2 separate regions of the Homo sapiens genome follow, and region 1 is linked to region 2. The links are chromatin loops, found by intact Hi-C in ENCODE. Cell type or tissue: HepG2. All regions are shown on one strand. Each heading gives the region's core, and the rest is flanking DNA. Links, peaks and the distances in the headings are about the cores only. Region 1 overlaps PRR15-DT (PRR15 divergent transcript). Region 2 overlaps CHN2 (chimerin 2).

Evidence for each region. A loop is a pair of places that touch in the nucleus more often than their neighbours do. Peaks named below come from ENCODE experiments on the same cell type or tissue, not always from the same donor. Only the 100,000 strongest peaks of a DNase experiment are listed, where the experiment ranks them.
Region 1: a loop joins it to region 2, with 2.2 times the contacts of the local background. A loop is called at or near these places in 2 of 110 quality-filtered maps.

What each region holds. Positions count from the first base shown.
Region 1 is chr7:29,543,968-29,546,795 of GRCh38, reverse strand. The region is part of intron 1 of PRR15-DT (PRR15 divergent transcript); the gene reads left to right. Among named protein-coding and RNA genes, the nearest start is that of PRR15-DT, 18 kb to the left of the region's middle. In HepG2, for the core only: no CTCF peak of the experiment used is centred there; no DNase peak of the experiment used is centred there.
Region 2 is chr7:29,487,494-29,490,321 of GRCh38, reverse strand. The region is part of intron 7 of CHN2 (chimerin 2); the gene reads right to left. Among named protein-coding and RNA genes, the nearest start is that of PRR15-DT, 75 kb to the left of the region's middle. In HepG2, for the core only: no CTCF peak of the experiment used is centred there; DNase peaks (open chromatin) are centred at 1,131 and 1,999.

The DNA of each region.
Region 1 (2,828 bases), core at 257-2,756, 56 kb before region 2:
GGAATTCCTTGAGTTGGGTTCTTTATTTCCTGGATTTTGAGCGTTGCTTGGTGGGCTTGCTCGTTCTGGTGGAGCATGTCATCAGATGATGCAGCAGCAGAAGACACGGTGGGGGCATCCTCAGTGTCTGTCTCTAGTCACACAGTGACTGGTCTGGACTGTTTGCCCTCCATGCTTAATACACAGCTACCCTCCTGGGATCTCCTTTTACCCTCATTTTCAAGAGTCCCTTTGTTTCCTCCCTGATCCTGAGTTTCTTTCTTTGTTTCTCACATCTCATGCCTTCCTGGCTTACTCCCTCTGTTATACTCTCTGTCTTGGTTTCTGGTTCATTCTCTCAGATTTACCTCTTCAGTAAAGATCCATCTTCTGTTTAATTGGTTCATTCGGTATTTCATTTCACTGGCTTTTGAAAAAATTATACTCATTTTCAACTTCTGTTTTATGTTTTTATTCTTCTGTTACAGTTTCTATTCTTTGGTTTGTCTCTTTAACCATTTCGAATGTATTTATCTTACAATATTTTAGATTATTGCTCATATACCTTCACTTAGTTGATGGCTAATTCTGCTGTATCTACTTACTATATTTACTGTTACCTGCTTTTTCTTGCTCATTTTTAAATTTATTTTTTACAGTTGATTTACATTTTTTTATTTTTAACTTTTGTGGGTACATAGTAGGTATATATATTTATGGGGTACATGAGATGTTTTGATACAGGCATGCAATATGTAATAATCACATCATGGAGAATGGGGTGATCCCCTCAAGCATTTATTTTATGTGTTACAAATAATCCAATTATATTCTTTTACTTATTTTTAAATATACAATCAAGTTATTGACTATAGTCACCTTGTTGTGTTGTCAAATAGCAGGTCTTACTCTTTCTATTTTTTTGTGCCCATTAACCATCCTCACCTCCCCCTCACCCCCCACCTACCCTACCCCTCCCATCCTCTGGCAATCTTCCTCTCTCTATGAGTTCAATTAATTTGATTTTTAGATCCCACAAATAAATGAGAACATGTGATGTTTGTCTTTCTGTGCCTGGCTTGTTTTATTTAACATAATGCCTTCCATTTCCATCCATGTTGTTGCAAACGACTGGATCTCATTCTTTTTTATGGCCCAATAGCACTCCATTGTGTATAAGTACCACATTTTCTTTATCCATTCATCATGGGTGCTTAGGTTGCTTCCAAATCTTGGCTGTTGTGAACAGTGCTGCAATAAACATGGGAGTGCAGAATATCTCTCCAATATACTGATTTCCTTTCTTTTGGTTATATAACGAGCAGTGGGATTGCTGGATCATATGGTAGCTCAACTTTTAGTTCTTTGAGGAGCTTCCAAACTGTTCTCCATAGTGATTATGCTAATTTACATTTTCACCAACAGTGTACAAGAGTTCCCTTTTCTCCACATCCTTGCCAGAATTTGTTATTGCCTGTCTTTGGGATAAAAATCATTTTAACTGGGGTGAAATGATATCTCATTGTAGTTTTCATTTGCATTTCTCTGATGATCAATGACATTGAGCACCTTTTCATATACCTGTTTGCCACTTGTATGTCTTCTTTTGAAAAACATCTATTCAAATCTTTTGCCCATTTTTGATTAGATTATTAGATTTTTTATAGAATTGTTTCAGCTCTTTTTTTTAGAGTTGTTTGAGCTCTGGTTATTAATTCCTTGTCAGATGGGTAGTTTGCAAATATATTCTCCCATTCTGTGGGTTGTCTCTTCACTTTGTTTATAGTTTCCTTTGCTGTGCAGACATTTTAAAAAACTTGATGTGATCCCATTTGTCCATTTTTGCCTTGGTTGCCTGTGCTTGTGGGGTAATACTCAAGAAATTTTTGCCCAGACCAATGTCCTGGAGATTTTTCCCAATGTTTTCTCGTAGTAGTTGCATAGTTTGAGGTCTTACATTCAAGTCTTTAATCCATTTTGATTTGATTTTTGTATATGGCTAGAGATAGGGATCTAGTTTCATGCTTCTGCATATAGTTATCCAGTTTTCCTAGCACCATTTATTGAAGATACTATCTTTTCCACAGTGTATTTTCTTGTCACTTTACTGTTCACTGTAGGTGTAAGTTCACTGTAGGTGTATGTACTGTAGGTGTAAGTTCACTGTAGGTGTATGCATTTGTTTCTGGGTTCTCTATTTTGTTCAATTGGTCTATGTGTCTGTTTTTATGCCAGTACCATGCTGTTTTGGTGACCATAGCTCTGTAGTATAATTTGAAGTCAGGTAATGTGATTCCTCCAGTTTTGTTTTTTGTTTTTGCTTAGGGTAGCTTTGGGTATTCTGGGTCTTTTGTGGTTCCATATAAATTTTAAGACTTTTCAATTTCTGTGAAGAATGTCATTGTTATTTTGATAGGGATTGCATTGAATCTGTAGATTGCTTTGGGTAGTATGAACATTTAAACAACATTGATTCCTAGAACATGGAATATCTTTCCATGTTTTGGTGTTCTCTTTACTTTTTTTCATCAGTGTTTTATAGTGTTCATTATAAAGATTTTTCACTTCTTTGGTTAATTCCTAAGTATTTCATTTTATTTGTGGCTATTGTAAATTGGATTACTTTTTTTAATTTCTTTTTCAGATTGTTCACTGGTGGCATATAGAAATGCTAATGATTTTTGTATGTTGATTTTGTATCCTTCAACTTTACTGAATTTATCAGTTCTAATAGTTTTTTATGGAGTCTTTAGGTTTTTCCAAATATAAGACCATATCATCTGAAAGCAAGGATAATTTGACTTCTTCCTTTCCAATTCCATGCTCTTTATTAATTTCTTTTGTCTGAT
Region 2 (2,828 bases), core at 20-2,519:
ATTGAACTGGGCTTTGAAGGATGGATAGGAATTCACCAGCCTGGGAAAGATTGAGCAGGTGGGGAAGTGATGGTGTTGACTGGAGAGCAGATGACTTGAGGAAGACATTTACAGAAGAGAAAACAGCATAACCAAAGGCCAATGAAGGTGGGCTTAGGTTTTGAAAGGCATTCTTTTCTGGCAAATGGTGTTTCAAAAAAAAAAAAAAAAGGAATGACATCACGTTGGTCTCTGAAACATCTTGAGTGGATGAAATAACCTCATCTTAAATATCCCTATATCTTGGGGTAAAAATGAAAATGCAATATTTAGAAATTAAGTGAGTGGCTACATGTTTACTACACGTGGACAGAATGCATATTGACAAAATATAAACTGGCCTATTGTTTCAGGAAAAACAGGATAGGCTAATCACAGATTTTCTAAAATTTCACTTTTTTTGCCAATATTTTTAAAAATAATTGAGCACATCAGGATTGCATTTTAATGCTTATTATCACTGTCCATATTTACCAACATCCTTTCCCAACAAGTATCCCTACTGCCTTTGATCTGTTCTGTCCAGCCAAATAAATGCATAGACGTCTCGAAGAGCAAGTAGCACCCAGTGTCCCCACACAGTCCCCAAAAAATAAAACAAAATGAGAATAGAGCAAGGATGTAAAGTGAAACATTATTTTAGGCCCATTGCCTACTTTCCTTTTTGGTGATGGGCCATTGTTTATTTTCACGACCGATATATTGTTCAATTTTCTTTTGGATCCACAAGGACAATCTCTAGACAGAAGGCTACGTGTAAATGCTGAGGGCATGCTCTGAGCCCATTTTATTTGGCTTCTACTTATTATGTCTACTCTTTCATTGAAATATACCGTATCTTAAAATTCACTGGTCGGCTTTTTCCATTTTCTGAAGTTCACTGATTTGCAAGAATATCTTTTTAGAGAAAGAACAGTTTGAAAACTTGAGGGCAGTAACTAAAATATTCTAGACAGGAAGAAAATACTCCAGACAGGAAGAATGTCTGTCCAAGACTATTACACTAGGCACGGTCTGCCTGGAATTCAAAAACCACACCAAACAAAAAAGATGATATTACACGAGATAAGGTATGTTTGACAAATGGCCCAGGAATGGCTACTTTGCAAAAACAAGAGCAAGAAGAGTCATCCAGAAAGATCTCAGGCATTTAGCAAGTATCTCTCAACACAGCTCTTTCTAAATGAACAGGATGTTATTTGTCTCATAGCTGCTGAATCTGGAAGGCAGTATTCTCTGGTGGTTTTATACCAGATATGTTTTGATGGGTCAATGTAGACACCACCCAGATGTATTAATATCAGCTCAGCCTGGGATCGAAACTGTAAGAAGGAAAAGTACCGTTTATGACATGCTGCAGTTGAGAATTTTTGCTTTTTCTTACCAGTATACATCATGATTTCTTAGCCTCGGCACTACTGATTAACATTTTGGGCTGGAAAATTCTTTGTTGTGGGGGTCTGCCTCGTACATTGTGGGATGTTTGGCAGCATCGCTGGCCTCCACCCACTAAATGCCAGTAGCACTCCCAGCTGGGACAAATCACAAATATCTGTAGGCATTGACAAATGTCCCCCAGGGGTCAGGGGGAGGTGGGGGGGTGAAGTTTCCTTTATTGAGAAGCAGTGGTATAGATGGAAACCTTATTGCCTCAATTTGTCATTTTATTATTCATATTAAAAATCAGAATTTTATTCTTTTGCTTTGAAAAGGAATCTTCGGGTCAGAGGCAGTTTGTTTGTTTGTTTGTTTGTTTAGCTACTTTATGTTCACAGAAGAGAGAGCTAAAGTCCCTTCCAGCTACATGTGGCTGGGTTCTGGAGGTCTAGTCTAGTGTTTGCCCAGGGTTAACTGAGAGGCTGGAGGGCAGGCAGCCTATCCTGCGTCACCCAGGTCAGCAGCACAGTCAAGGCTTCCAGATCTCTGCCAAGGACTTTTCCTATAATTTACTGTATTTCCCACAACCATGTGACATTCATCTCATATGAAAAATTAGGTTAAACTTTGAACTCTCCCCTTTTGCAAGACCAGATGAAGTCCTAACCTTGAAGTGACCCTTTTCAGATGTACGAAAACACAGCAGAGGTGAATCAATCTATGACAGACACTCTGAGTTCCCTCTGAAAGGCTGGCCAAGGAGATGGGGCAGGAGAGCTGAGTTTCTCAAACCGGGCACCACAGATCCCTGGACTTCTCATTAGCAGCTGCCCTAGTTTAAGATAGGATTGCATTTCTAAAATATTGATTGTCTCAAAGCTTTCTGGGAGTCTCCCCACTGCATAAAGTAAGATGTCCTCATGCTACTTAACTTTGATCAGGTTTATGAGCACATCGACACCCACATCCTTTTGACACTTCCCTGCTCAAAAACCTCGAGTGGCTCCCCATTGCCAGTAGTGAGGTTTCTCAGTCTCAGCACTACTGGCATTTAGGGCTGCACAACTCTTTGTTGTGGTGGCCTGTCCTGGACGTTTAGTAGCACACCTGGCCTCTACTGGATGCCTCTGGAGGAAGGAGAGGGAGAAGGAGAGACAGAGGAAGGAAGAGATAATGAAAGTAGGGAGGGAAAGGAAGGAGGGAGGGGGAGAGAAAGAGGGAGGGAGTTAGAAGGAGAAAAAGAAGAAAGGAGGGAGGGAAGGAGGAAGAGAGGGAGAAACTGGCTCCAGGTATACTCCCAGTTCCTGTTTCCACCCGTCCCTGAGTTCTGAGTATTCCCTGGAGGCTTTATGAGACCATCCTGTATAATAGTCTATTTAGCTTAAGATAGTTTCCAGGGGTTATATTACTTG